3 separate regions of the Homo sapiens genome follow, and all the other regions are linked to region 1. Evidence: read pairs that join two places in POLR2A ChIA-PET (ENCODE). Cell type or tissue: OCI-LY7. All regions are shown on one strand.

Region 1 (8,000 bases):
TTGAGACTTTTAAAATTTTAAAAGAAGACTTTGTATGAACTACTAAAAATCTATAAGCAGGAACAAAATTTAAGGGATAAGCAAAGTTTAACTGCATGCCAATTCATTTTTTTTGCAGTTATTTCTCTTTTTCCTCAAAGTTTATCATTATACATATATTTTTCTTGGGTTGTTAATTGAAATGATAGAATTTAATTTACCAAGTAACATCCCTGTAGTGAAAACTACTCTACAAAGAACAAATTAAACAAAAATATGAAGATTCTAAGGGCTGGGTGCAATGGCTCACACCTGTAATCCCAGAACTTTGGGAGCCCAAGGCAGGATGATTGCTTGAGCCCAGGAACCCAAAACTAGCCTGGGCAACATAGTGAGACCCTGTCTCTACAAAAAATACGATGAAATAAATTAGCCGTGTATAGTAGTGCACACCTATAGTCCCAGCTACCTGAGAGGCTGAGGCAGGACAGCTTGAGCCCAGGAGGTCAAGTCTGCAGTGAGCCATGATCTTGCCACTGCACTGCAGCCTGAACAACAGAGTGAGACCCTGTTTCAAACAAAAATGTTTAAGGGTTAAAAAAAATGGGGGAAAGATTTAGTGATAATTTCTTAAAACCATATAATTTAATCCTAAAGTTTACCTTTGGGGACCTGAAAAGACTCTTCTTACAAATCTTCTACAGAAAAGGGAAATACAAACCATTAATATCACCTTGATATTTCTTATTCACATATAGTAAATTGCTTCTGGTTCATTCTACTTACACAAAGAGCCTTGGATAAACACCTAAATGTGCTGAGACACACATTTGTCCATAGTGTTCAGGATAAATAAATCTTTCTATTTTTACTTGTCATTGATGTTAGATCCCCTTGTCTTTTTGACCTAGTAAATAAATCAAACTATTTTTAGGCAAGATTCAAGCAAAACTCAATTTGTGTGACATCATCTCTTGAAAAAATCATCACAATCAACTGAAATGCACTGGTATTATATAAGTGACTCAGCTCTGTTCCGTAAGAAAACCACGCTTTTCTTATCGACCTTGAGTAGCAGACAGTGATATAAGAGCATATTAAAATCCTCTTTAAGGTCAAGCCAAATTCCACAGCTTGCTATCTATCATTTTAGTTTGCTTTTCCAATGTTCATTGGCCTTGAGAGTTGTAAATACACAAGTCTGTCCTCGATTCACTTTTCTCTTTTACTCTAGTGAGTATTTCCTGTTGTTTTCCTTTTGACTTGATTTTAAAATGACCATTTCAGGGGATTCATCTAGATTTCTATGTGAGAAAAAAAATTCAGGAACTTGGCATCTCTGGCTGGGTTTGATGAGTAGCAGATAGGTAGCTCTCTAGTTAAGTAACGTGGGGAGCAGAGGTTATAGGTCTTTGTAGATTAGAAAACGTTAAATGCATTAACTTGGTGGTAACAAAAAAGAAAGAAAGAAATTGATGACCATTACGGTTCTCTTCTTGGCTTAGAATTGCATGTATCAGCAGCCCTGAGTTATTTTTAAAACAAGCAAATCTGACACCAGCATGAAAGCAGACCTTTCAGGTAGTGACCACCTATGTAACAGGGTTACGGATACCAGAATGCTGAATCCTCTCCCAGCACACAGCAAAGCCTTGGTTTATTCTCTCAGCTGGTGTTTATTGAGAGTTTCTATCATAAGCTTGGCAGTAAGCACCCTAGGCTGTGTTTCCAGGACAGGGGGAAAATCCAAGCAACCACGCAGTTACAACACACTGTGACAAGTGCTAGAAGAGGGGGAGATAGAGACTACACATAAGAGGGTTCCCATAGCTGACGATGTAGGGGCCAGTGAAGGCTTCTCAGCAGAAGAGAAATCTAAGCTAAGAAGTGAAGGATGAGTAAGTTAGTAAGGTAAGGAAGGGCGGGGAAGAGAAGCCCAGACAGATGGGACAAATAACCAAAGGCCTGGAGGCCTGGAATGACATGGTAAATTTGGAGCAAGGAAAATATAGCTCAACTGGGGAACAGAATTCGGGTTATTAAGGGTTTTCACAAGGCATTTAAAACAATTTCTATATATCATCTTCAGGAGATGAGGATCTGTTTCATGTTTCAATCACAAAAGTGGTATCAGTAGGAATAAAGAATAGACGAGAGAGAGTTGAATTCCAGAGATTTTTTCTGCAGGAGGTTTATGGTTTTGGATTAAGGTTTCTGACTTTGACCTTGTTAAGGATAAATATGCTTGAGATTTCGTACAATACGCTTGATTCTTCTTCTGCAAAAAAGACGAGGATTCCAGGTTTGGGAAAGCATAATATTAACTCAGGAGCTCTCATTACTGACATGAGAAAAATGATTAAAAAGAGGAGCCTGAAACCACGAACAATCTTGGTTATTTACCAAGTTTGTTCTTGTGGAGGAAAAAAATAAAATTAAGATTTGAGAGAACTGAAAAGCTTCAGAGAATAGTAGTTGAAGGGAGAGGGGGATAAAAAGAAAGGGAGAGGAAGCACTTTGGATGTGAGGCAATGGATTATAAACTGTAGTTCATTTTGTAGTTCATTTAACTTCAGAACTCTTAATCTCTTGATGAGGGAGAGCCTACCTGGATCAGAGTTAGGGAGTTCTCTATGTTGAGATTGGTTGTATATGAGGAGACAAAACCTGTAAATAAGGCCGAGGCAGGTAGTTTGAGACCAGCCTGGCCAACATGGTGAAACCCTGTCTCTACTAAAAATATAAAAACTATCTGGGCGTCGTGGCACATGACTGTAATCCCAGCTACTGGGGAGGCTGAGGCAGGAGAACCACTTGAACCCAGGAGGCCCAGGTTGCAGTGAGCTGGGATTTCACTACTGTACTCCAGCCTGGGCGACAGAGGGACTCTCCATCTAAAAAAAAAAAAAAAAAAAAAAAAAGGCGGAGGAGAGCAGGTGTTTCTAAGATGCTTCTGCATGTGTGTCATCTGTCTCTGTATGGGAAGATGACATTATTGACCTTGTATCAATGTTAACTGTGGTTTGAGCTACATTTTGCTAGCATTAAAGACTGGATTTGTACTGATCTGTTTGTACTCCCTTGCCTAATTTGGCTGAAGACTACTAATAGAACAGATTTTCAGTAAACTTGGGAAGTTAATCTAGCTGACCTTCCTTGGGCTTTAACAAGGGCCCTTTGCCTTTTGGCACATTGCTTTAATCAACTACACTAATCAGACCCAAGGCTCATGATACACACGAGGGAAAAAAATAGCTTATGTGAACAAGTGTTTTTTTCTGAGTGATTTTTAGCCACTGAAGAATGCAAAAGTTCCAATTTTCTTCATAATTGAAATCATAACAGCTGTGAGAACTTGGCCGTTTATCAAAGATGCAAGCAGAAGTCATAGGCTTTATTTCATGGATTAAATCTAAAAGCTGTATATATTTTCATGATGTTGCATAATGGATTGGTAATGGTTATTATGAATGATAATACTTATTTAGACAAGTCAGAGAGACCAAGTACAAAAGATGTTTAAAGCAAAAATGGCATAGACTGTTTTGCAAATGCACAGGCTGAAATTATCTATAATTTTAGTGAATGGCATAAATTGTATGACATAGAGTTGGCTCTGGCTTCCATTTTCATGGCAAGGCCAGCTTGTAAATCAGTGACAATGACTCATGGGTCTCAGGCATGGTACATCAATCTAGCACCTGCTTTCCCAATCGGTCGAGTTACATTCATATCCAAACACGAATAACCGTATTATTAACCTCAGCCACCAAAATTAATCTTTCAGTATTGAGAGGATGTGCAAGTTCAAACTCATAGGGTTTATTTCCTCCTTGTGACATATACTGTGCACTTAATTTGTAAAAACAGTGCTATTCCTTCCTGTTCAGCATCTCAGAAGTGGTGAATGCCATTTTGAGTTCTGTGTTTGTGGCTTTGTGGAGGGCCATATATAGGTAAATTTTACGGGAGGCCCCCACAGGTGTGACTTTGAACTGAGGCCATGTGACAAGCAGCAGCCTGCTACTCTAACCTCATCCTGGGGAAATCCAGGCTTCACAGTTGCTACACAGGATGTTTCATCAAAAGAGGGATTTTCCCCCTCTGCTCTGGAAGACTTTGTTTCCTTCCCCTTCCTCAACTTTACCAAAGTATTCTGAAAATAGTTAACAATTTTTCCTGTCTTGGGTGACTTTATTGGGGGTGGAATGGTGGTGGGGAAGGATAAGGAATGGGTTAAGGGGAAGTTGAGCACTGGGGCATAGAAGGGACAGTAAGAACAAGACCCGTCAATACTTTGTCAGCCCATCATGTCTCTGGGCATATTACTTGCTATTACCTAATATTAAAAAAAAAAATAAATCACTGGCCCTACTATGCATCAAGCATGGTTTTGGTGTTAGATCTTAGTTCAAAGTCCAGCTTTGACATTTGCCAGCTGTGTCTTTAAGTTTCCCATTTATAAAATGAATCATAATACGAACTTGGCCAGGCACAGTGGCTCCCAGCACTTAGGGAGTTGGAGGCGAGTGGGTCACCTGAGGTCAGGAGTTTGAGACCAGCCTAGCCAACATGGCGAAACCCTGTCTCTACTAAAAATACAAAAATTAGCTGGGTGTGGTGGCAGGCACCTGTAATCCCAGCTACTCAGGAGGCTGAGGCAGGAGAATTGCTTGAACCCGGTAGGTGGAGTTTGCAGTGAGCCGAGATCACACCACTGCACTCCAGCCTGGGGTATAGAGCAAGACTCTGTGTCAAATAAATAAATAAATACAAATACAAATACAAACTTAACAGGGTTGCTGAGAGGTTCAAGTGAGAGAATGTATGAACATTTACTTCGTTTATCTCTGCTTCTGTCCTCCCCCATCTTCACCCTTTTTTCCCAAGCCTAAAAGGAATCAAACAAGGGCCAGGTGTGGTGGTTCACACCTGTAATCCCAGCACTTTGGGAGGTTGAGGTGGGCAGATCACCTGAGGTCAGGAGTTCGAGACCAGCCCTAACAACATGGTGAAACCCCTTCTCTACTAAAAAAAAAAAAATACAAAAATTAGCCAGGCGGGGTGGCACATGCCTGTAATCCCAGCTACTTGGGAGGCTGCGGCAGGAGAATCACTTGAACCTGGGAGGCAGAGGTTGCAGTGAGCCGAGATAGTGCTATTGTACTCCAGCCTGGGCAACAAGAGTGAAACTCCATCTCAAAAAAAAAAGAAAAAAAAGAAAAGAAACAAGCCTCAACCATGAAGATCATATGATGATTCTGAACTATGTATAAGGTGTCCAATCTACTACTACCCTTTACGTGGTCATTTGTGTTCATTGGACACCATCACCAAACTTATTAATCCAAGCCTGTTCATTAAATATTTTTGTTCAGCAAAAAGAAGTAAAAAAGGAAGTAGAGATTTCAAAGCAACTACATCATTAGATGAGCTTGTGCCAGTGTAACTCTTATAGAACAAGTGAGAACAAGTCAAGGTACTTATTTCTTTGCTTAGTTGTTAAGACTTGTTTTTGTATTTCTTTTACCTTCTTTTGATACAGATGAGGTCTCACTATGTTGCCTGGGCTGGTCTGGAACTCCTGGGCTCAAGCTATCCACTTGCCTCAACCTCCCAAAGTTCTGGGATTATAGGCATGAGCCACTAGTCCTGGCCATTTTTAAATATTTTTTGTAGAGACAAGGTCTACGCTATGTTGCCCAGGCTGGTCCCAAAATCCTGGGCTCAATAATCCACCCACTTTGGCCTCCCAAAGCACTGGGATAACAGGCATTAGCCACCATGCCCAGCCCATTTTCATATTTCTTTAGCTAAACTAGCAGGAAAAGTGAAGTAAAAATCTTCAAGTTTGCCCTTCTCTAGGACAGAATTTTTAGATTTTTAGCCCTGATTCTGAAGGTTTTATTTCCCCTGAATATCTATTGTTGACAAAACCTTAAAGATGCTATTTGTCTAATCTAGACTGTAACCTGAAATATTCTCACAGAAAAATAATTCTGGCATTTTCTCCCATTGAACTGCAGCCCTCTCTAAGGCATCTCAAGCAACTGTCTTTATCTTTAATTCTAAGACATAGTCACTGCCTGGAAAGCTAAACTATTACAGCCTACAGTGTAAATAAACCACAGGGCTTGGCATGGTGCCTCACACCTTTAGTCCACGATATTCTGAGGCAAGAGGATCCCTTGAGTACAGGAGTTCCAGACCAGCATGGGCAACATAGCAAGACCTCATCTCTAAACAAAAAACAAACTACAGGTCCTAGAGGTTTTTAAAACTATTGTTTAAGGCAGGGCATGGTGGCTCACGCCTGTAATCCCAGCACTTTGGGAGGCCAAGGCGGGTGGATCACCTGAGGTCAGGAGTTCAAGACCAGCCTGGCCAACATGGCGAAACCCCGTCTCTACTAAAAATACAAAAATTAGCTGGGCATGGTGGTGGGTGCCTGTAATCCTAGCCACTCAGGGGGCTGAGGCAGGAGAATCACTTGAACCTGGGAGGCAGAGGTTGCAGTGAGCCAAGATTGCGCCATTGCACTCCAGCCTGGGCAACAAGAGTGAAACTCCATCTCAAAAAATAAATAAGATTCCCGGGCAAGATGGCCGAATAGGAACAGCTCTGGTCTGCAGCTCCCAGCAAGACCAATGCAGAAGGCGAGTGATTTCTGCATTTCCAACTGAGGTACCTGGTTCATCTCACTGGTACTGGTTAGACAGTGGATGCAGCCCATGGAGGGCGAGCAGAAGCAGGTGGGGGGCGTTGCCTTACCCGGGAAGTGCAAGGGGGTCGGGGAACTCTCTCCCGTAGCCAAGGGAAGCCATGAGGGACTATGCCGTGAGGGACGGTGCTATCCAGCCCAGATACTATGCTTTTCCCAATCCTTTATACCCAAAGGATTATAAATCATTCTACTATAAAGACACGTGCACACATAGGTTTATTGCAGCACTATTCACAATAGCAAAGACTTGGAACCAACCCAAATGCCCATCAATGTTAGACTGGATAAAGAAAATGTGGCACATATACATCATGGAATACTATGCAGCCATAAAAAAAGGAGTTCTTATCCTTTGCAGGGACATGGATGAAGCTAGAAATGATCATTCTCAGCAAACTAACACAGGAACAGAAAACCAAACACTGCATGTTCTCACTCATAAATGGTAGTTGAACAATGAGAACATATGGGTACAGGGAGAGGAACATCACACACCAGGGCCTGTCAGGGGGTGGGGTGGGAGGGATGGCATTAGGAGAAATACCTAATGTAGATGATGGGTTGATGGGTGCAGCAAATCACCATGGCATGTGTATGCCTGTGTAACAAACCTGCATGTTCTGCACATGTATCCCAGGACTTGAAGTATAATTTTAAAAATAAATAAAATAAATAAATGAATATTATTAAAATAAATAAATAAAACTATTGTTTAGAGTTTTCTGAACTTTGGTTTTATTATTTTTCAACTTTGTCACATCAAGACTTAATTCTCCATCTATATAGATAAAAATGCAATGGAGCTTAAAAACCACAAACAACAATTATCCATAGATTGATGAGCAACATCTAGAGCTTCCTGGGAATAAGTCAGGCAGTATAATTCATTAGTGCAGAGTTAATGAATCATGCAGGTTGGAAAATTGGTAACAATTTAATTTCATCAAGGATAATACTTTAAAACTGCACGTTATGGCCGGGCGCGGTGGCTCGTGCCTGTAATCCCAGCACTTTCGGAGGCCAAGGCAAGCAGATCACCTGAGGCCAGGAGTTCGAGACCAGCCTGACCAACATGGAGAAACCCCGTCTCTACTGAAAATACAAACTTAGCCGAGCATGTTGCCACATGCCTGTAATCCCAGCTACTTAGGAGGCTGAGGCAGGGGAATCGCTTGAACCCAGGAGGCGGAGGTTGCAGTGAACCGAGATCGTGCCATTGCACTCCAGCCTGGGCAACAAGAGGGAAACTCCATCTAAAACAAATAATAATAAATAAATAGATAAATAAATAAAAAAT
Region 2 (8,000 bases), 1.1 Mb before region 1:
TTTTTGTTCATTCTATTTTCCTTCTGTTCCTCAGACTAAATCATCTCAATTTACTTATCTTCAAGTTTACTGATTCTTCTGCCAGTTTATACCTACTATTGAGTCCCTCTAGTGAATATTGTTCTTTTCAACTGCAGAATTTCACTTGTTTTTTAAAATTATATCTCTATATTGATTTTTTGTTTGTTTGTTTGGTGAGGTACATGTATACTTTCTCTTAATTCTTTAGACAAGGTTTCCTTTAGGTCTTTGAACATACTTATAATAGTATTTAAAATATTTGTCTAGTAAGTCCAACATCTGGGCTTTCTCAGAAGCAATTCTGTTAACTATTTTGCCTCCATATGGAGACATACTTTCCTCTTTCCTTGCATGTTTCGTAATTTTTTGATAAGAGGATATTTGAGATTATATAATGTGGCAAACTGGAAATTAATTTCTCTAGTCCTAACTCATATCACCACCTAAGGCAGGTGCAGTGTTAAACAGTTACCATTAATTGCTTTTGACAAATGCCCTAGGGATATAATCATTCACAGCATGCTGTGAGTCACATCTTAAAAAGATGAGCCCTGGGACATGGTGGTGGGCATCTGTAATCCCAGCTACTTGGGAGGCTGAGGCAGGAGGATCACTTGAACCCGGTAGGCAGAGGTTGCAGTGAGCCGAGATTGCACCACTGCGCTCCAGTCTGGGCAACAGAGTGAGACTCTGGGTCTCAAAAAAAAAAAAAAAAGGAAAGATGAGCTCTGGGAATGGAGCTTTTCAGGGAGCTGCTACACAGGTCATAAAGTGACATTTCTTTGCGATTGGGTTTTAGAGGTGCTCCAGACCCATTCTGCCCTGTCTAGTAACTGCTAGGCTGCTAGTTTTCACAGCAGCCATAGTTGTGAGATTGTTGACTTGTAAGGATACCACGGAGTTGGCAAGGGGATGATAAGAATAGAGAAAATTAAAATTCCACAAAGCTTGCTGTTTTTACTGTTATTTGGCTGTTATTCTTAAAATCACACTCCTGAGATTATTGCAAGCCTTTAGTTAGTTTTCAGAGTTCTGATAAAGTTGATTTTGACAGTTAATCCCAGTGTTCTTGCATTGTTGGAGGAGCCCATTTCACTGCTTCACTGTTCTGGAAGTGATTCCCCTTTACTCATTTATCCTTAAGCTCAGAGTTTTCCATTTGTTTCTGAAGATTCTATTTGCTACTTTCTATTTAGCCATTGAAAATGCTTTTTGATAAGTTTTAGAGTCCCCTAATCAACTGTCTACATTTCCTTATGTATCACAATTAGAATTATATGCTAACGTGCTAACGCAGGGATATTTCTCTTTTCTTTTTCTTTCTTTTTTTTTTTTTTTTTTTGAGATGGAGTTTCACCCTTGTCACCCAGGCTGGAGTTCAGTGGTGCGATCTCAGCTCACTGCAACCTCCGCCTCCCAGGTTCAAGTGATTCTCCTGCCTCAGCTTCCCGAGTAGCTGGGATTACAGGTGTGCGCCACCATGCCGGCTAATTTTTTTTGTATTATTAGTAGAGACAGGGCTTCACCACGTTGGCCAGGCTGGTCTCGAACTCCTGACCTCAGGTGATCCACCCACCTCGGCCTCCGAAAGTGCTGGGATTACAGGCGTGAGCCACCGCGCCCAGCCAGGGATGTTTTCTACTATGCTTCTTCATTATCCTTTCTCTTATTATATCCTTATCTTCTTCCCCATAAACCAAATGCTCATATGCATGTACGCGAACTTCTCCTAGAATATTTGGATTGACTTTGGAATTAGATAAGCCTCGGTATTTTAGTAAAATAAGCAGTTAATTACTGATATCTGGCTATCCTCTTTCTCATTTAATTTTAGTACTCAAGATTTCTTCACAGCCTTTTTTTTTTTTTTTTCTTTTTGAGACAGAATCTCACTCTGTAACCCAGGCTGGAGTGCAGTAGCAACATCATCACGGCTCACTGCAGCCTTGACCTCCTGGGTTCAAGCAGTCCTCCTACCTCAGCCTCCTGAGTAGCTGGGACTGCAGATGCACACCACCACACCTAGCTGATTTTTTTAATTTTTTTGTAGAGATAGGGGTCTCACTTTGTTGCCCAGGTTGGTCTCAAACTCCTGGGCTCAGGTGATCCTCCCTCCTTGACCTCCCAAAGTGCTGAGATTACAGGCATGAGCCACTGCACTTGGCCTCTTCACAGCCTTTCCACAGTAACTTTCTTCTATCATTTTAGTAATTTCCTGCACCCTAAATACCAACTTCAGTAACCAAATGGACAGAAATGTTAATGTGTACATATGTATGTATGTTAATATATACATATATGTGTATGTGGTACATGTATGCTGCCACCTTGGTCTAATTTCAATTTCCCATGTAGCTTGCTTGTTTGGTGGCCTCAACAAATTGTGAGTGAGAAATTAGTATGAAGAAAAGTACTTTGTTGATCTTCTTCAGGTGTCTTCATTATTAATAAAGAAATGCCAAGTCTTTAAGACCCTTTTTTTTTGGCATAATTTTAAGGAAAGTGACAAGCAGTGAACCAAGCAGGTTTGTGTTCCCATGGTTCCATGAGGGCTTATAATGTAAGTCTAGTGATTAAGAAGAGCATAGACGTGGGAGAAAAGCAGACTTGCTTACATCTCTATTCTGCTAAACTGTGTAACTTAAAAATAACAGTTATTTTAGTTTATAGTTAAGGAAACTAAGGCATGATAAATACTAAATGGGGTAGTTATGAATATATGTGTATGTGTGTGTGTATATGTGCACACACATATATGTATAGTATAAAATGGTTAACACCTTCCTGACACATAGCAAGCATTAAGTAAATGGTAGATACCTATATTCCTAAATATATCTAGACAGATACACAGGCATGTCTATAATGTATCAGATGATTAATAGTAACAGTAAATGAACATCAATGCTGAGAGAAAACCCAACTGAGGTCTGTATGATTGTTTTAGAGCTAATGAGTTCTAAAACCTTGGTTGAATAAAATTAAAGCATCTAAATGAGATGTTTAAGAAACAGAATATCTCATAAGATACAGGAGATTATTGTAAAGGCAGGGTCTCACTTTGTCATCTAGGCTGGAGTGCAGTGGCATGATCTCAGCTCACTGCAGCCTCGACTTCCAGGGCTCAAGCTATCCTCCTGCCTCAGCCTCCCAAGTAGCTGGGACTACAGGCATGCATCACCATGCCTGGTTAATTTTTGTATTTTTAGTAGAGACAGGGTTTCACCATGTTGTCTAGGCTTGTCTCGAACTCCTGGACTCAAGCGATCCGCCCACCTCAGCCTCCCAGAGTGCTGGGATTTACAAGTGTGAGCCACCACCCCCAGCCCAGGCTACACTAAATTTATTTAAAAATTAATTGTGCTGTGACATTATGACAGCTATAATGTAAGAAGGCAATAGGAATTTTTCAGCTCCATTATCATATGGGACCACTGTCATATATGCAGTACGTCATTGACTGAAATGTTATTATGTAGTGTATGTCTGTATTTATAAATATGGAATTTTTTTTTTTTTTTTTTTTTTTTAGACGGAGTTTCGCTCTAGTCATCCAGGGTGCAGTGCAGTGGTGCGATCTTGGCTCACTACAACCTCTGCCTCCTGGGTTCAAGTGATTCTCCTGCCTCAGCCTCCTGAGTAGCTGGGACTACAGGCGTGCTCCACCACGCCCAGCTAATTTTTCTATTTTTAGTAGAGATGGGGTTTCACCATGTTGGCCAGGCTGGTCTCAAACTCCTGACCTCAGGTGATCCACCCACCTAGGTTGGGATTACAGGCGTGAGCCACCACGCCGGTCCTGTTTATATATTTCTAAAATGTTTTATAACTAATGAAACTGTATCTGTAAATCATGAGTAGGATGTTATTTACAAATACTTGGATTTATTCTCATTTAAAAATATTGTCTGTGTCTATTACTAGTAATTTTACATTTGCTTACAGCTTACAGTTCATTAAGAGAATTTAAAATAATTCATTATACTTTTCTGAAATAATTCATGCACAAATTATTATTTTAATATTATATATCTGCATGCACCTTGGTACTATTTATTAGCAACATAAAAGTAGAAAAACAGAAGAGTAACTTGTACAAATGTTAGAGGTACCCTTTTTTTTGAAAAGGAATACCAAACCAAATACAATGTAACATCCCAAAAAATGGAAGCTCTCTGAGAGTGGTTTTTTTTTTTAAATTTCTTTTATTCATTATTCTCTCCTTAGCCTGTAAGAGATTTGATAATAGGTAACTGATGATTGTTGTTGGATGAACAGATTCAATTTTTAAAGTTTGCATATTTTTCTATTTTAAAATTTGGCTAATCTTTAAGAGATTGTAAGGAAACCTAAAAATTATATACTATACTCCTAGTTGCAGTTTGAGCATAAGATTGTTGAAAAAAAATGACAAAGTAGATGTTAAATTGACCAAATCTGGAGCTAGTGAGCATTTCAGTGTGACATGTGGGAAACTAAGCAAGATAAGTAAAGCTAATAACTCAGAAAGCAAGAGTAGGTTAATTTCGTAAGTTTGGCCAGTAACATTCTAAGATTCGACTTTATATTTTAAATTATCTTTCTTACCCATTCAGTTACTACTTGATATGTGCAGAAATAAGTATATATGTCTTATAAAGTAGACCAGTAAAATAAAGTATTAACTAAACGTTAGGTACATCAGAATTGCTGAAAGACTTGCTAAAACACAGATTACTGGGCCATCCCCAGAATTTATGATGCACTTGATTTGGAATAGGGCCCAAGAATTTACATTTCTAACAAGTTTCCAGGTGATGTTGCTGCTGCAGGTCTGGGGAATACGTTTTGAGAACCCTAATCTAAATCAGTGATTCATAATTTTCTTTTTATAGTGAGCAGATTATCCCTCCCAAGAAAGAAAATGAAAATACACTATGATTTTTTCTTCTCTTAACAAATCTGTAGTCCAATGTATAAAGGTCTGCAGAATTCTCTTGATTTATTTTTAGGGAATAGCCAATAAAAAGATGTTATTTTAGAAACTTTTTCAATGTAATACCGATTATTTCTTATAATAAAGTATGTGAATTGTGATTCGCAGTAAGAAAAGGTTTAATTCATACCAATTGTCTTAGTCTGTTTGGGCTGCTGTAACAAAATACCATAGACCGAGTGACTTATAAATGACTGAAGTTTATTTCTCACATTTCTGGAGACTGGGAAGTCCAAGCTCAAGGGACTGGCAGATTTGATGTCTGATGAGGGCTCATTTCCTGGTTCATAGATGACATCATCATGCTGTGTCTTCACAAGTGGAAAGGGCAGGGAAGCTCTCTGGGGTTTCTTTTGTAAGGGCTTTAATTCCATTCCTGCCTTCATGACCTAATCACCTCCCAAAGGCCCCATCATCACATCGATGATTAAGTTTCAACATATGAATTTGAGGGGCACAAACATTCAGATGATATCACCATCATATAAAAATGAGCTTTCACATGTAAAGTAGCTTTATTTTTGAAGCCCAAAGGTCAAGTTCAGTCTAACTTGGAAAGTCATCCCTATTTGTCAAAGAATAAGAAAAGTATTTCCAAATGGTGAATTCAGAGGAAATGCTTTATCGTTATTGTTGTCTAATATTACTAAGAGGCTTTTCCTATATATTATTGCAGCAATCAGACAAAAGCTTTTTCAGTTAATGTGTGATCACAAACAATAAAGCTATGATGTTATCCAATAAATTAATATTTTCAATTTACCTTAAAATCTATGAATGCTGTTCTTTTGATATAATTGAGTACTTAGTTTGGTAAAATTTTAAAGCTGGAAGGTATACCATATATCATCTTGTCTAGACCTCTTATTTTACAGATATATAATCTGAGTACTTAAACCTTGGAGGCCTACACAGGACTGGAAACTCATTCTCTTGATTTCTAGTTTGGTATTCTTTCCAACACCTTTAGTCATTATTTTATCAGAAGATATCTGGAATTAAATGCTTTCAAATGCTTGTTTGAAGTTTTTAAGTTTCACTTATCGTTGCATTATACAGCAAGATAGGAACAGATCATTTATCTGATACAGAGGCAATAAACTGTGTGCAATTATTTACTTTCTTTATCTTTGTTTTCTTAATCTATTATTATCCAGATAAGATCAGTTAAAAATAATAGGACCTTGATTTCTTTTTTATAAATATCTTTAGGGTTGTCCCTGGATATAATGGTAAGGGACTGTATGTTTCTACCACATGATGCTAGAAATAGGGCTATATGTTTCTTTATTCCTCTTATGAAATAAAATATAGTCCTAGTGTCACTATTAGTAAAGGAAGCATTTTAATATTTAATAATGTGCTTCTGTACAATTCAGGATTTATTGTTAAATTTGGTTTTCTACAAATATTTTTTATCTTTGACATTATTGAGAAATGAGACTTTCTTAAAGCGTATTTTATTTCACTTTTTAAATAATTACTAAAATATTACTTTATATTTGGCTCTATATTAAATGGTAATAATTGTACCAGTAATCCTAAGGAGTACCCTGAAGTCTTTGGCTGAGTGCTGATCTGCACATGTGTGGAGCAAAACTTCGTAAGAAAAGGACCATCAGAGAGTAGAAGACACAACAACAGGATGGCAAAAATTCGCATTTCTGATAGCCAGAATGATAAACCTTCTGTCAGAAGACAAAATTATAATACATTTAAAGATCTTAATTGGCTTATTTGCCAGAATGGGGCAGCATTTCATTCCATAAAATAGAATATATGTTCCAGTGAGCTGAGCAAAAGAAGTTGGTTTTATAGACAGAGAAGGAACGGGGGGAGAAACAAAGAATAAAGAGCAGATTGGTTTTTTAAAGTTCCTTTCCTTGTATATCAGGAAAAGGAAAACAGAATAACAGAAGAATAACTGGTTAACTTCAGGTTACTTTTTGTTGTCAAGATTAAAACAGAGGGAGCTTCATTACCATACTGGTTGGAAATTTAAACTGGCCTGTTTGGGAAGTTGGCTCTCTTTCTCTCCCAATTTCTTGGAAGGTGAATTAACAAGTTAGTTTTGGTTTGATGACATAGAACTTCAGCACGAGTGACTTCATTTTGATTGTTAGTCTGGTCTGTTGGGGCCTAGTTCAGGAGCTTAGTCCAATGGCTTGTAATTTTTATTCAATATTCAATATACCTGGGGCATCAGGTAGAATCATCAGGAAGGTCACACCTTGATAGTGGGGTTAATTTATCCCTAGAGTAAAGTCTTCTCTGAATATGCTCTATCAAAACCTAAACCTGGGCCAGGAGCGGTGGCTTACGCCTGTAATCCCAACACTTTGGAAGCCGAGGCAGGCAGATCACGAGGTCAGGAGATCGAGACCAGCCTGACCAACGTGGTGAAACCCCATCTCTACTAAAAATACAAAAATTAGCTGGGCATAGTGGTGCACGCCTGTAATCCCAGCTACTCAGGAGGCTGAGGCAGGAAAATCGCTTGAACCCGGGAGACGGAGGTTGCAGTGAGCCAAGACTGCACCACTGCACTCCAGCCTGGGTGACAGAGTGAGACTCCGTCTGAAAAAAAAAAAAAAAAACCTAAACCTGAAAACGGATATCAAGTAATGGCATGCCAGACCAAGGTCCAACACTCTTTAAAGAAATAGAAGAAAATCCAGCACTCACCAAAGTAAAAATCGTGTCTATTAGTTTCCTAGGGCTGTTGTAGCAAACTACCACAAACTTGGTGGCTTAAAACCTAAGACATTTATTCATTCACAGTTCTGGAAGCCCGGAGTCTGAAATCAGGTTAGTCAAGGAGAAAGCATAAAGAAGGTGGTGGGATCCAGATGCCATATTGCCTTATTAGACTGGCACAGAGAAGTTCCCAAATGATTATGGGCCCAATTGAAGTAGGGCTGAAGGAAAAAGTGCTCAAGCGTGTGAATTTATTCAGTGCTTAGCTTGTCGAATGACTTGGAGGTATTACGAACATCAATTATTG
Region 3 (8,000 bases), 180 kb after region 1:
GAGCCAATCCAAGTTCCAAAACTAAAGACTGGAGTCCAACGTTTGAGGGCAGGAAGCATCCAGCATGGGAGAAAGATGTAGGCTGGGAGGCTAGGCCAGTCTCTCTTTTCACATTTTTCTGCTTGCTTATATTCTTGCTGCATTGGCAGCTGATTGGATTGTGCTCACCCAGATTAAGGGTGGGTCTGCCTTTCCCAGCCCACTGACTCAAATGTTTCTCTCCTTTGGCGACACCCTCACAGACACACCCAGGATCAATACTTTGTATCCTTCAATCCAATCAAGTTGACATGCAATATTAACCATCACAAGGACCATCAGCCAGAAGCAACTGAGAGAAGGAGCAAAGGTGACTGTATTTGACACATCAGTTACTCTTCAGGACATCATTGTATGACAACACAATATACTCACTACTCAGAGTAATCCAGAAGATATTCATTCTGGTTCCTACCATATGTTAACTAAGGCATATTAATTAGAATAGTTAAAATAAAATTTCAGAGTGGTCATCAAAAAATTAACTCATTATCTAGTTCCCTGATGGTGGCAAATGTGAATATACTATACATTTTTAACTGCCTACTATGGTGTATAAATGTTTTGCCATGTACAGAAAAAAATGGAAAGTATCATTGAGGATAAGGAATGATAAGATTATATTTTATATTTAGTGGTGTTTGATACTCATCTTTGTCCTATTTTTTTTTTTTTTTTGAGATGGAGTCTCGCTCTGTCTCACCCAGTCTGGAGTGCAGTGGCATGATCTCGGCTCACTTCAGCCTCCGCCTCCCGGGTACAAGCGATTCTTCTGTCTCAGCCCTCCGAGTAGGTGGATCTACAGGTGTGTGTCACCACTCCTGGTTAATTTTGTATTTTTAGTAGAGACAGAGTTTCACCATGTTGGCCAGGCTGGTATTGAACTCCTGACCTCAGGTGATCCGCCCACTTAGGCTTTTGAAAGTGCTGGGATTACAGGCGTGAGCCACCGTGCCCGGCCTTTGTCCTATTCTTCACCAACCCCTCGAACTTGGACAAGCAGATTCCCTTGTCGGTCCTTTCTCAGGGTGGGGCAATGTGAGAATTGCATCTGTAGGGCCCAGGCCACAGCAGCACCTGTTCAGGTTCTGCAGCACCAGTGATACAGACTTAACTAATGTTTTTTGATAATTTTAAAAATTAAAGATAACATGAAAGTAGTAATTCTACTACCTAATAATTAGCGGTTTGCTTTGTAAACTAAAGCCACTGAGTAAGTCACCATGTGGCCAACCACTTAACCATGGAGGGGGCTCAATTTCTCTACCTGTCAAAAGGGGGCGCTGAACTAGAGTCTCTGAGGTCACTTTCAATCCTTACATGTTGTGATTCCTAGTGATGTCATTATAAAGCTGAAGAGAAGAAATGATCAGGAATCATTTTATTTATTCAATTATGACTGCACATCAGAAAAAAAATATTTCAAAGCCCTAGGGTGGTTAGGCTGTGGGTAGAAGACTTTAGAAAAATGCAAATCTCCTCTTCCCAGAAATAGTCTTCTGGAATCCAATCAAGAAAGGTATCTGAATGTTGCGCTTCCGAAAAGTGCTCACTCTTTGATTAACATGTTTACTAACTCCTTTTCCTTAGGTTTCTTAGACTTACCAATCTTTGAACCCGAATTTTCTCTTCTTTCACTCTCAAATGTTTAATTAAGGGGTAGAAGGATCATTCTGAGAAGAGGAAAGTGCAGTTTGCATGAGATCAAATTATTATCCATTAAGTAGATCTAGAGTTGATTGGGTTGTGGAAGGGCTTAAAATGAATTGTGATGAAGGTGAAGTTTGGGGAGAGGCTAGACTCTGACTGCTGGTGAGTTTGTTGGTGGAGCACTCGGAACAGGGTCTGGGGGAGGCCACTGCCACTGCCGAGCTGTCCAGCATGGTGGATGGGTCCCAGTTCTTTTACCTTTTTCAGAAGGCAGATATAAGGTGTTGCTTACGCCTGTCTAGCAGACATTCAGAAAGCAATAAAAAGAACCGTTTTCATCCAGCCAGTGAGTCCTAGATAGGAGCTCCAACAGTGAGGAATTTAAAAGGCTCACCTGCACATCAGAGCTTCCAGAACCCCAGAATCAGTAAGTTGTTTTGAGAACAGATTGTGAGAATACATTCATTTCCAAGTGCCCAGGATAACAGAAAATTTTTTTTTCTTCTACCACTTTACTTCTCATCAGTAAATACCATAGATTAATGATGACTGAAGCGGCAAAGTACCTCAGCCTGTCTAGGCCACTCTATGTTGCTCTGAAGTGGGGCAAGACTCTGGAATTAGGAAAAAGTGCTTAATTGCCACTTACAAGTACCTGTAAAGTTAGAGCAGCCAGGAAAGGGATGGAAGTACTAAAAACTGCCTCATGACATTTTCCTTTTTTTCTGTAGAAATTTTTAAGTGTTCCATTTCTTGTGAACCATCACAGGATAATGACAGCTCTAGATATTAAAAATTCCATTAAAATTTCTTCCCCGAGTGAATACCCTTCCATGTCCAGGGTAACCCCTAGTGGTGTATTCTGTGACACAGACTCTGCCTCCAATGTCAGCACAAAACAGAATAAAATAAGAATTCTGGACATAGTGAAAATATGAACCTGAAGAGGTCATTTATAACAAAAAACAAAAAAATCCAAGTGTCCTTGCTAAACAGAATTTGGGATCTGGGAAGCTGTGAAAAGTTGGTTGTTGGATGTGATGTGATAAGAAAGCAGTCTTAGATCAAAGACTTCAGTCTTTAAGATTCACATTTAGAAAGGAAGAATCTTAGAGTCAAAGAAAGGTCAGGCACGAGTGTAATGAATATAGTCAGGCTGGAAGAGTGTCTGGTCCTTCGATAAGAATGCCTCACTTATCTTCCTCTTTGTATCACCCTGCATTGCACCAGGCACATGGTAAGCATCCAATATTTGGACGGAGGGATAAGTTTCTAAATGAACGCCTGTGCTCCCTTCGCTCTAGGGCCCAAACACACCTGGGCAGGCGTAGATAGAGTGCAAACAAGCAGCTAATAAGTCACAAAAACTGCACAAAGCAGTTGACAGGAGCAGCTCTGAGGATTCAAGTGACTCTCTCTTTCCCTAATAGACTCTGTTACCAACTTGCAGGCTCCCTCTTCTGTCCATTGCACTGGAAGCCTGCTCTTCCCTCCATCTATCAAAAGGGGGCAGCAGACAAGAGAAAATTCAGGTTCGTGGCCTACTGTGAGCTGAGCAACCCCACTCCCACGAAGGACTTAACGCAGATTTCCCAAACTGTGTTCGTTTAAACGTTAGCAGGTTTTTTTTGGGGGGGGGGCAGGGGGGACAGGGAAATTAAGAATCCAAAATTTAAAAGTGCGAGGAAATCTACGCTAAAACTGTTTACACATGTATACAGCAAAATTTCTTAGACATGAAACTTTTTTTATGTCCTGAGAACAGCATATAATGTGAAGAATTTCTCAAAACTTTTTGAATGATGAAACAGCCTCCTCATTTTTTAATTCCACAGAATATCTATTAACATCTCAGTGGTCATACAAGCTCTGCAGAAGATGAGTTTGGAAGCTCTGTCCTAGCAAGTCCCGTCCTATTTTCATGCTGAAGCTGATTCTCTCAGCTTTCCAGTATCGGCTCTCTTTCCCAACAGGGAGAGAAGGATCGCAACTTTGACAAATGCCATTTCATGGAGTAGCCTCTCTGAAGATGGAGCTTGAAGAATGGAAATATACCTCAATCCTTTACACTTGCACTTTCTTCTCCTGGCAGCTATCTCACCACTCCTGGGAGGTAAGGGCAGCCCCCAGATTTTCACCTGGGAGTTAAAAGATCTCACCAGGGGGCTCCAGTTGTGTATGGGCCTCTATGAAATGCTGAGTCAGGCCATGCTATTGTAACTAGAGATGCCTGGACCTTTCTGGTTTTTCACCACTGTTTCAGTTGCCAGTCTCCTGTCATATGCTGCTTCTATCCTTATTTAGAAAGGGAGAGCATGGTTTGAATGGATAAACAAATGGACTAAGCATTAACTTGATTCTCTTCTACAGTTGCTGTTGCTGTTGCCTTGGTGAACGGTTCATATTTATATAGCACCTTAATAGTTTTTAAGATGTTTTCAAATACTTCAACTGATTTTCTCTTAACTAAAATCCTTTGAGAGAGTTTATGTTAGGGAATCTTTGCACTCTGGGTAACACTAGCTAAAAATGAATTTGTTGCTTGGCCTTTGGTTCATAGAACTGAAATAAGAAGAACTGTCTCGGGGAAAAAACAGAATAGCTCAGGAGAAACATGACATAGAAACTGATAAATAGATGGTCTTTTTTGAGTTCTGCCATTGGGAATGGCTGTTCTATTCGGGTGTAGTCTAATGCTACCTCTCAAGACTAACATTTTAGGGATAGAGTATCTAATTGTCATTGCAGGTAGAGAGTGGTAAACATTAATTGACAAGTACATCAAATCCGCATGCAATATGCAATCCCCCCTGCCCTGACCCTGATAAAAAAATTACAGGAATATTGCCAAGAGGAGAAAGCTTTGCTTCTGGGCAAGCAGTTGACAGCTTTGTATGAGGCAAGTATATGTCTCCCTGTGTTAGAGATGATGAAACTGGACCTAAAGGGATTATAAGACTTGCCCAAAGTCATGGATAATAAAGTTCCAACATTAGAATTTATATTCTCTTACTCCTGAACCAATATTTTTTCTCTTTCTCTTTTTTTTTTTTTTTTTTTTGACACAGGGTCTCACTCTGTTGCCCAGGCTGGAGTGCAGTGGTGCAATCTCGGCTCACTGCAACCTCTGTCTCCCAGGCTCAAGTGATCCTCCCACCTCAGCCTCCTGAGTAGCTGGAAATACAGGCATGCACCACCACAACTGGCTAATTTTTGTATTTTTTGTAGAGATGGGGTTTCACTATGTTGTCCAGGCTGATCTTGAACTCCTGGGCTCAAGTGATCCACTTACCTCAACCTCCTAAAATGCTGGGATTACAGGTGTGAGCCACTGTGCCCTGTCCCAGCATTTTTTCTATTATTACTATATACTTCTATGGAGTCCCTTGGATGCAGCAACAGCTATCATTTATTGCAGATGACTATGGTCAGATACTGTTCTAATTACTTTCTATATATTAATTCATTTAATCATCACAAGAAGCTTATGAGATGGCTGCTATTGTTGTCCTTATCTATTAGAAAAAAGGAAACTGAGGCATTAAAGAGGTTCTAGAGCTTGTAAGTGGTACAGCCAGAATTAGAACCAAGACTAGGCCTAGAACCTACTTTCAAAAGGATGCTGCAATGAAACAACATAAGGTTGATCAGAAGTTTGATTGTGTATACCCTTTTCTTCTTCCTCCTTTTCTCCTGGATTTCTTTAAATACATATTTAGTGAGCAACTCAAGGTTTCAGACACCATGCCAAACTCTGAAGGAGTATGAACAAGGTGATCACGACCTTGTGCTCATGGTGTTGACACACTAATAGGGAAAACAGATTAGTGAATTATCACAGCACTCTCTGTTTAATGCTCCGTCTGTGAGAGCAATATGTGCCCTGGGAGCAGAGAGGAGAGCACTTGGCCCAGCCCCGGGGGAGGGAAGGTCAGAGAAGACAGAAGTGCCTTGCAAATGGGGATGGATAGGGAGTGAGCGGGGATAGAAAAGAGGATATCAGTCAGTCCCTCAGCATAGAAGGGCAAGTGTAAAACACAGCCAGGGCCGGATGTGGTGGCTTATGCCTGTAGTCTTAGCATTCTGGGAGGCCGAGATGGGTGAATCACCTGAGGTCAGGAGTTCGAGACCAGCCTGGCCAACATGGTGAAACCCCGTCTCTATTAAAAATACAAAAAATTAGCCAGGTGTGGATGCGGTGGTGGGCACCTGTAATCCCAGCTACTTGGGAGGCTGAGGCAGAAGAATTGCTTGAATCCCAGACGCAGGGGTTGCAGTGAGCTGAGATTCCGCCATTGCACTCCAGCCTGGGCAACAAGAGTGAAACTTCGTCAAAAAACAAACAAACAAAAAACACCACAGCTAGGCCTCACAGAAAACCCAAAGCCAAGACCCTTGTCGTGGGGCCATAGAGTCCTGCTTCTGCTTCATTCTGTGAGTTTCCATTGTCCAGCACTCACGCTTCTTTTATTATGCATGTCCCTTTTGCTCCTGCTATTACAACTTCAGCTTTGGCCTGCTAGGGCCCAGACCTGAAGCCCCAGCTCATATGATCTATTGACACAAACATTCACTATGATGCCGGATACAGCAGCGTGGCCCTCTCAACTTCCATCCTGCCTTCCCTCCCACTGGAGAGATTGATTAGAAAGCTACATTTCCCAGGTTTCCTTGCAGTAGGGGTGTAGATATCAGTTAGATGCACCTGCACGAAGATGAATATGAAGGGAGTGTGTTTGTTTTCTTTTTGTTTTCCTCTTTGGGGAGTTTCTGCTATCCTAGGGAATCAGGCAGATACGAGATTTTCCTGAGGTGACATTCCAGTATCTATAGCTTCCTAGAGAATGCAGGTATGGGAGCAGAAATGGTCTGCTCTCTGGGTTTAAACAATGCATTCCTGAACTCATGGCTCCATTGGGCAGCTCAGATGTAGGAGCCCAGCTGATGAGTCAGCTCTGTATTATTCTGGGAGTCATTCCTGAATGCTTGGAATCTTTCAGGCTTTCCAGTGAAAATATAAGCACCCAATTCTCTGTGCTAAATTTCTTCCTACTTGAAGTTCCTGCACTGAACTACAATTGATATAACAACCCCTAACCTAATCAGAGAGAAAAAGGATCTGAAAGAGAGGACCCTAGCCTGTCCTATCGGCTCCCTGAGCATGAGACATCTACTCCTGGTTAATTTAATTTTGCTGGAGGCTGGTGGGGGACAGGAGCGGGTGGGGAGATGGGAACCACAATAAAGTGTGAGACAAGACTGTCTAAAAGAATATCAGGTCAAGGAGGCGATGATTGGCATCTCCACCATATAGTTCATGATGGGACCAGATTGCAGAGGTCGAGTCAGGAAGTGGCAAGAGATGGACCTGGAGGGATCAGCCCATGCAAGACCCTGTGGGGCATTTTAAGCCTCATGAAGAAATTTAGATCAACCCTAAGAACAACTAGAAGTTGGAGAAAAGTTTAAAACAACTGAAAGCCATTTAAGTATTTAGATTTTAGAAAAAATCTTGGCACCACTGTGGAGAATGGGCTTAGGAAAGCAAGAATGCCCACAGGAAGACCTGTTAGAGGCTATTGCAGCTCTTCCCGTGGGAGATTATAAGGTGGCCCGGATTTAGAGGGTGGTAATGGGGATGAGGAGGACTGAATGGAGGTACAAGGTTTTTAGTAAACATGGTCATCTGGAAAGAACTATACTTCTCCAACATATTCATAGGGGCAGAACCAAGTTTTGTGGGGCCTGATGTTTATAAAATTTGGGGGCTCTGTTTTAAAAAATAAGAATACAGGCCAGGTGCAGTGGCTCACACCTGTAATCCCAGCTTTTTGGGAGGCCGAGGCGGGCGGATCACGAGGTCAGGAGATCGAGACCATCCTGGCTAACATGGTGAAACCCTGTCTCTACTAAAAATACAAAAATTTGGCCGGGCATGGTGGCGGGTGACTGCAGTCCCAGCTACTTGGGAGGCTGAGGCAGGAAAATGGCGTGAACCTGGGAGCTGGCAGTAAGCCAAGATTACACCACTGCACTCCAGCCTGGGCGACAGAGTGAGACTCTGTCTCAAAAAAAAAAAAAAAAAAAGGTGAATATTTATTTTGATAAATTACAATTTTTAAAAAATTTAGACAGGGTCTATCTAGCTCTGCCACCCAGGCTGAGGTACAGTGGTGTGATCTCAGCTCAGTGGCATGAGCTCAGCTCACTGAAAACTCTGCCTCCCAGGCTCAGGCAATCCTACCTCAGCCTCCCAAGCAGCTGGGACTACAGACATGTGCCACCATGCCTAGCTAATTTTTGTATTTTTT

Evidence for each region. Peaks named below come from ENCODE experiments on the same cell type or tissue, not always from the same donor. Only the 100,000 strongest peaks of a DNase experiment are listed, where the experiment ranks them.
Region 2: POLR2A ChIA-PET joins it to region 1 with 14 read pairs; 2 of 35 experiments call an interaction of 5 or more read pairs at or near these places.
Region 3: POLR2A ChIA-PET joins it to region 1 with 19 read pairs; 2 of 35 experiments call an interaction of 5 or more read pairs at or near these places.

Annotation. Positions count from the first base shown.
Region 1 is chr6:134,243,346-134,251,345 of GRCh38, reverse strand. All of the region lies in intron 2 of SGK1 (serum/glucocorticoid regulated kinase 1), which reads left to right. Among named protein-coding and RNA genes, the nearest start is that of SGK1, 71 kb to the left of the region's middle. In OCI-LY7, no CTCF peak of the experiment used is centred here; a DNase peak (open chromatin) is centred at 3,925; H3K4me3 peaks cover 1,487 bases; H3K27ac peaks cover 3,698 bases.
Region 2 is chr6:135,331,664-135,339,663 of GRCh38, reverse strand. All of the region lies in intron 24 of AHI1 (Abelson helper integration site 1), which reads left to right. Among named protein-coding and RNA genes, the nearest start is that of MIR548A2, 97 kb to the right of the region's middle. In OCI-LY7, no CTCF peak of the experiment used is centred here; no DNase peak of the experiment used is centred here.
Region 3 is chr6:134,059,213-134,067,212 of GRCh38, reverse strand. No RefSeq gene overlaps it. Among named protein-coding and RNA genes, the nearest start is that of SLC2A12, 11 kb to the right of the region's middle. RefSeq lists enhancers at 5,524-6,188, 6,189-6,853. In OCI-LY7, CTCF peaks have their summits at 1,311 (motif pointing right), 3,000 and 3,199 (motif pointing right); DNase peaks (open chromatin) are centred at 1,302 and 3,202.